Linked DNA regions of Homo sapiens: region 1 is linked to region 2. The links are chromatin contacts, found by Hi-C or POLR2A ChIA-PET in ENCODE. All regions are on one chromosome and are shown on one strand. Each heading gives the region's core, a stretch centred on a gene start or an enhancer-like site at or near the end of the contact. The rest is flanking DNA. Distances are from core to core; before and after follow the strand shown. Region 1 overlaps MCF2L2 (MCF.2 cell line derived transforming sequence-like 2). Region 2 overlaps MCF2L2 (MCF.2 cell line derived transforming sequence-like 2).

What was found. Hi-C counts contacts between places; a loop is a spot of excess contacts on that map. ChIA-PET counts read pairs that join two places held with the same protein, here RNA polymerase II (POLR2A). Pooled maps may share reads with other maps.
Region 1: a loop to region 2 is called in a map of PC-9, with 6 times the contacts of the local background. The contact joins two enhancer-like sites. A Hi-C loop is called at or near these places in 2 of 168 maps with a recorded cell type or tissue (PC-9 and psoas muscle) and 4 of 50 pooled maps. POLR2A ChIA-PET finds 5 or more read pairs at or near these places in 5 of 52 experiments (K562, MCF 10A, Panc1 and 2 more).

Annotation. Positions count from the first base shown.
Region 1 is chr3:183,305,692-183,308,703 of GRCh38, forward strand. The region is part of intron 10 of MCF2L2 (MCF.2 cell line derived transforming sequence-like 2); the gene reads right to left. Among named protein-coding and RNA genes, the nearest start is that of B3GNT5, 54 kb to the left of the region's middle. Within about 2 kb of position 1,465, at least 17 of the 41 ENCODE cell types and tissues checked have a DNase peak (open chromatin) inside an H3K27ac peak, as active enhancers do; they include PC-9, where a contact is called at or near this core.
Region 2 is chr3:183,184,167-183,187,638 of GRCh38, forward strand. The region is part of intron 27 of MCF2L2 (MCF.2 cell line derived transforming sequence-like 2); the gene reads right to left. Among named protein-coding and RNA genes, the nearest start is that of LAMP3, 23 kb to the left of the region's middle. Within about 2 kb of position 1,690, at least 3 of the 41 ENCODE cell types and tissues checked have a DNase peak (open chromatin) inside an H3K27ac peak, as active enhancers do; they include PC-9, where a contact is called at or near this core.

The DNA of each region.
Region 1 (3,012 bases), core at 215-2,714, 120 kb after region 2:
TACAAAAATTAGCCGGGTGTGGTGGAGGGTACCTGTAGTCCCAGCTACTTGGGAGGCTGAGACAGAAGAATCGCTTGAACCCAGGAGGCGGAGGTTGCAGTGAGCTGAGATTGTGCCACTGCACTCCAGCCTGGGCGGCAAGAGTGAAACTCCGTCTCAAAAAAAAGGGCAACTAAGGAGCAACCCGGATTCAGCCACCACATGGCTGGAAGGTCACTATTACAGAATTGAAAGGACAACAATAGTTTCTGACCACTGACTACTGACCACCAACCATATTGCAAGCTGACCACATGAAGTCCCTACCACACATCTAACTCATTTAATCTTCACAAGGTCTCTGTGAGGCAGGAATTATTACCTCTGCTTTACAGATGAGGGGGACCATATTCAGAAAGGCTACGAAACGTGACTAGGGTCATACAGCTGGTACTTGTTAGAGCCAAGATTTGAATCCATCCCTATCCGACTTCCAAAGCCTGTGTTCTTGTCACCTTCCAGCCCACCTGGCCTCTACACATGTGCTATGAAATCCTCCTGGTGCCTGCAAAGAAATTTATGGTGAAACCTCCAAATTGAAGCTTATTTTTTTAGTTTATATACCTCCCACTCAGGATAAATAGTCATCAAAATCTCCAAAGTAAAAAAGAAAGAGTGAGGGAAAAAATGGCTAAAATCTTCTGATCACAAGCCCATCTGGGATCTTTCAGATGCTGAAAATTCCAGAAGGCTGGATCGTCAAGTTTCAGCTTAGAAGTTGCAATCAGAAATCTTTATTGAAATAAGTTTATTTCCCCCCGAGGACTCTGCTGGTATAACAGATGAGAGATGAGAGTGCCTACTAGGGAAGAAAGTGGCGAGAAAGCGAGTGATGCTACTCTATCCGGGAATCTAGAACAAACCCACAGAGGATCCACAGGGATGGAGTGTGTGTATGGGGAGGTGGGCCAGATGAAACAAGAAAGGCAGAAAGCTAATGGTTGTTGAAATTGAATGATGGACACTTGGAGTTCATTGTGCCAGTCTATCTGCTTCTCTGTGTGTTTGAAAATTTCACACATGTACACAAAGCCATGACCCTCCAACAAGATGACATCCTTAGATGTTAATGGCCTGGGTTCCATGCCTTCTTAGACACAGCACCCTTATGGGGAGAGGTCAAGGCTGAAATCAGGTGGTTCCTCCACCCTGTCCTGGTCTGTTCCCTGCTGGCCCCTCAGCAAGGGTCTCAGTACGGCCCACAGTCAAAACCCTGCAGCAAGTTCTGCTTTTATAGAAGACCTTCTGTAAGTGGTTGAAACTACTGTTTTTCAGAATCAGGAAGGAGCATTCAAAAGACTGCTAAACCCTCAAACGAGAACAAGATAAAGAACAGGCTGAATCAGCATGCGACAGGAGCCTGGTTAGTGAGTTGACTGAGGTTACTTGTGAGAATGATGTCACTGTGTGGAATAAGGAAGCTGGCAACACCCCAGAGCCAGCGTGTGGCTGTGCTGGGAGGGAGCTGGCCCCTTAGTGCCGAGTAAAGGACAAACTCCAGGCAGATATTTGTCAGATTGTGGCCAGACACAGTCTTGTTCCTTTAACACTTTAAAGGACAAATGGAAAGATTAGCCAAGCCCTAATCATCTGAAGAAGCCATGTGTCTGAGAAGTCTGAGGGAAGATATATTGAAAACGATCTCAGTTACGATGAGACAGCTTTGTTTGATTTACGCAAAGGCAGAGACACAGGTGTACTACATCCTTCAGGAAGCAAGTTTAGAAATAAGATCTGCAAGTCATAGGATGTGACAGGTCTGCAAATCCTGCAAGTCACAGGTCATCCACAGTGGGCTAGTCTAGCTGCTTCAAGAATGTTGCCCACGAAAGGTGGGTCATGGGTTCACAGAGCATTCCTGTGTTCCATAACCACAGGTTTCATCCCTAACTCTGGTCAGCAACTTTTGAAGTATATACCAAGGACCACAAGTTCAAGGAAGTGGGCAGAAGAAAGAATGTGATGCAGTCATGCAGATCCATCGCCACTATTCAAGACACAGCCCAGAGCGCCTTCCAAGGGCTTTCTGTTCCACTGAGAATAAAATTCAAATCCTCACAAAAGATCTCAGGGTGCAACAGGACTACCTGGCCTCTGCTCATCTCTGTTCACTCATTTCCTCCTGGCCCACCTGCTCTAGCAATGTTCCTTGAACTCACCAAGCTCATTTCCACTTTAGGACCTTTGCACCTGCAGCTCGCTCTTGCTTTGATACTATTCCCTAAGTCTTTGCATGATTACACAGATCAAACAGATCTCAGACCAAAGGTCGTCTTCTCAGGCCTTTCCAGACCATTCTAGCTAAAGTAGCATCCCCAGTCACTTTCTATTATATCTTGTTTTCTTTTTTATATCACTTGTTACTATCTGATGTTATTATTTATTTGATTGCTTTTTAGTGAACTGTCTCTCTCCAGTAGAATGTAAGCTCCATGAGGGCAGATTCTGGACTGTCTGGCTCACCGCTGCACCCACGGAACCTAGGATAAGGAATACCTCTTGATGAATAAATAACCCTCTGGATAGGTCAGTAGCTACTTTCATATATATATGAAGGCATTTTTTTTGATGAGGCACTTTTTCTTAATATATGAATAAGCAAAAAAATATAGTATCTATATTCAGTAAAAAATTATTTTGAAAAAACTAAAATGATATAAGGTTGGGGCTGTCCTGGAGAATCTAAGGTATCTAGTCATCATATATATGAAATTCAACTTTTCCATTGTTTGATAAATGTTCCTGATGACTCATGTGTCTTTAGCACTAGTTTATCTGTCAAATGGTCACTGGTAAGAGAAAGAGCGCTCGCTGTGAAGGGATGGGATTCCTGAATGGGGATCTGGATACACAGCTGGGTTTGTGTGTTCATGCATGTGCACAAGCACCTGCAGCTCAGAATCTACAACCAACAGCTCTTAGAGTCAGTGTGGCCTTGGTATACTTTGTTTTGTATCCTTTAGGGGTGTGTGT
Region 2 (3,472 bases), core at 440-2,939:
GCCACTATGCCTGGCTAATTTTTGTATTTTTAGTAGAGACAGGGTTTCACCATATTGGTCAGGCTGGTCTCGAACTCTTGATCTCAGGTGATCCACCTGCCTTGGCCTCCCAAAGTGTGAGATTACAGGCGTGAGCCACCATGCCCAGCTGATTATAGCAAAATTCTAAGTGATAGTTGTATTCTTGGAAAATGAATGGAACGACTTTTGTCCCAGCCAAGATCTAGTGGTGTGTTGGAGCAGATACACCCTGAGTCTCTGGGGCACTCTCAGTCTATGTATCAGATAAGCATAAGGAGTATTGGTGGAGAAGGACAAGAATGGGAAAGGTGGGCGATGAGAATTCCTGCAGATAAGGACTGGTGAGAGTATTCTCTTTTGAAACCCTTAGTCGACAATCTTTCTGGTGCATATCAGATAAGCTGAATGGTTTAGGAAATCTAGTGTTCACATTTAGTGCTTAGAATTCTAAGCTTTTTTATTTTGCTTAAACAAATGGAATGAAATTTATTAACAAGTGAACCTAGTAATGAGCTGAAATTATTCTCACCAGCATACATATTTTTGGTAAATTATAGACTTTGAAGACAAAATCATGGTGTTTCCCTTACTGTCCAGTGGATGGCACAAAGAGACCATTGTAGATCCTGCTGGTTCAGCGGTAGCTCTCAATCCATAGATATTAAATGGGCAAATTCTATTTTTATTGTCTTTCAAACTAGATTTTTCTCAATGCACAACTTTTTTTTTCTTTTTCTTTTTTTTTTTTGAGACGGAGTCTCGCTCTATTGCCAGGCTGGAGTGCAGTGACACGATCTCGGCTCACTGCAACCTCCGCCTCCCGGGTTCAAGTGATTCTCCTGCCTCAGCCTCCTGAGTAGCTGGGGACTACAGGCGCATGCCACCATGCCCAGCTAATTTTTTTGTAATATCAGTAGAGACAGGGTTTCACCATGTTGGCCAGGATGGTCTCGATCTCCTGACCACGTGATCCGCCCACCTTGGCCTTCCAAAGTGCTGGGATTACAGGCGTAAGCCACCGCGCTTGGCCAATTATGCACAACTTTTTAAGGACCATCTCTATCACATGAACTAAAGGATATCATTTTCACTTGGGGGTGGGAAGTGGTGAGCTGCTTAAAAGCAATGCCTAAACCCCCTGGGCTTTCCTTCCTTTCACTTGGAAGAACCAGGGGGTAACTAACTGCTAACAATTCCATGCTTTCAGAGATCTAGGCGCAAGCCTAAGGGCTTCATCTCATTTAATCCTCATGGCAAGACTGTACAGTATTATCTCCATTTTGTAAAATGAATGATAAAAAGAACTTAAGCACAGACAGGCTATAGAATCCATCCAAAGAGATGGAGCTGCACTTGAGGCTGGGTCTTTGAGACCTGAGTTTGAGCCCTTCATCATTGTGTTGTGTGTGCTGCTAACCAATTTCCCCTCTCTGTCTTCTAGGATTTAATACATGGTGTCACATTCTGTCTGATCCATCCCAGTAGCTCTCCAGAGCTCCCAACAGGAGAGAGTTCCAAAATGTTTCCAGGGGTACTAGGCTCGGTTACAATATTTTGCTTGGTGGCCCAGAGTATAAACGTGGATATCTTAGGCTGGTCTATAGCTGAAACGTCTATTTCATTTGCAAGCCTATCTTTGGCTAAGAGGAAGTGAATCATTCTTGAGAACATCTAATTAATTGCTTTCAGATTCCACATGTTGACATTCTCAGGGCACATTTTTTTTTTCCCGTGCATTTCTGTTGTCAAAGTCCCTGCCAGCTCCTAAGGCAGTCTGAGCTGGCTGTCTTAGACTTTCAGAGCTGCTGGAAGCTTGGGGGAGGGAGGGGCTGTAGGTCAAAGAAACTTTATAACCTAGCTTTACCTCCCAGCTCAGCCACCAGCTGCCCTCAAATGTTCTGGATTGGAATAAGCCCAAAGATGAGTGGCAGGAGGGAAGGGCAAGCCAATACGTCTAGTTTGGTTCAGTCAAAGCCTTGCCCATTTCATCAGAATTTTAATGGAAAATTTCCAATAAGATTAAAATATAAGGTCACCCCAATTTTAGTATGGCTCCATTTAAAAAAAATCATGCATATCTTTGTTTTGCAATGGGGCCTTACTCTTGCCCAGGAGAGGTGCGGTGGTACAATCATGGCTTACGGCAGCCTCAACCTCCTGAGCTCAAGCAATCCTTTCACCTTGGCCTGCCAAATAGCTAGGATTACAGACACCCACCACCATGCCCAGCTAATTTTTAAAAAAAATTTTTTGTAGGTCCAGTGCAGTGGCTCATGCCTGTAAATCTCAGCACTTTGGGAGGCCGAGGCAAGCGGATCACCTGAGGTCAGGAGTTTGAGACCAGCCTGGCCACAATGGTGAAACTGCCGTCTCTACTAAAAACACAAAAATTAGCGAGGTGTGGTGGTGGGCACCTGTAATCCCAGCTACTCGGGAGACTGAAGCAGGAGAATCAATTGAACCTGGGAGGTGGAGGTTGCAGTGAGCCAAGTTCGTGCCATTGCACTCCAGCCTGGGCAACAAGAGTGAAACTCCGTCTCAAAAGTTTTTGTGGAGATGGGGTCTTGCGATATTGCCCAGGCTGGTCTCAAGCTCCTGGATATCAAGTGATCCTCCTGCTTTGGCTTCCCAAAGTGTTGGGATTACAGGCATGAGCCACCACAACTGACCAAATCATGCATTTCTATAGACAACGTCTGCAAGAAGATATTAATGGTGATTATATCTGGTTATGTTGGATTTGTATTTTTATTTGTACTTTCCTGTATTTTCTAAATTCCTGACATTCTACATGTGTACTCCTTTAATAATCAGAAAAGGAAACTTAAAATAGTTAAAACCAATTGGTCAGATATGTAAAATAACCCACCATCTCTCCAGAGAGGGCTGTTTGCTAGAACTTATTTTCTTCATTGAAATACTAGAGTGCCCCAATAAGTTTGAATAACACAAAAAAAAAGATAATGAAAGTAACTAAATTATCTAGGCCCAAAAGGAAATGCCACAAAAATTGGCAAAGAAACAACCATGACGTGCTATACCGGATAGCTCCTAGGCCCCCTTGGAGACCCTGAGGTACCCGACGAGGGACCTGTAGTAAGGCTGGCAGACAGGTTCTTCCTCTGTTAGCTCTGAGGTACAACAGTTATTCTCATTTTTATGTCTTTCACATGGCCAGAACTTTGCAAATCAGAGGCAAAGTGAATTCAGAATTAAAAATTTTCAGCACCATCCAAGTCAGTAAAACAGTCTTAGCTTATAACCTTTATTTTTTTTATTATTTTATTATTTTTTTATTTTTGGATGGAGTCTTGCTCTGTTTCCAGGCTGGAGTGCAGTGGCATCATCTCAGCTCACTGCAACCTCCGCTTCCTGAGTCCAAGTGATTCTCCTGCCTCAGCCTCCCGAGTAGCTGGGACGACAGGCATGCGCCACCACGCCCAGCCAATTT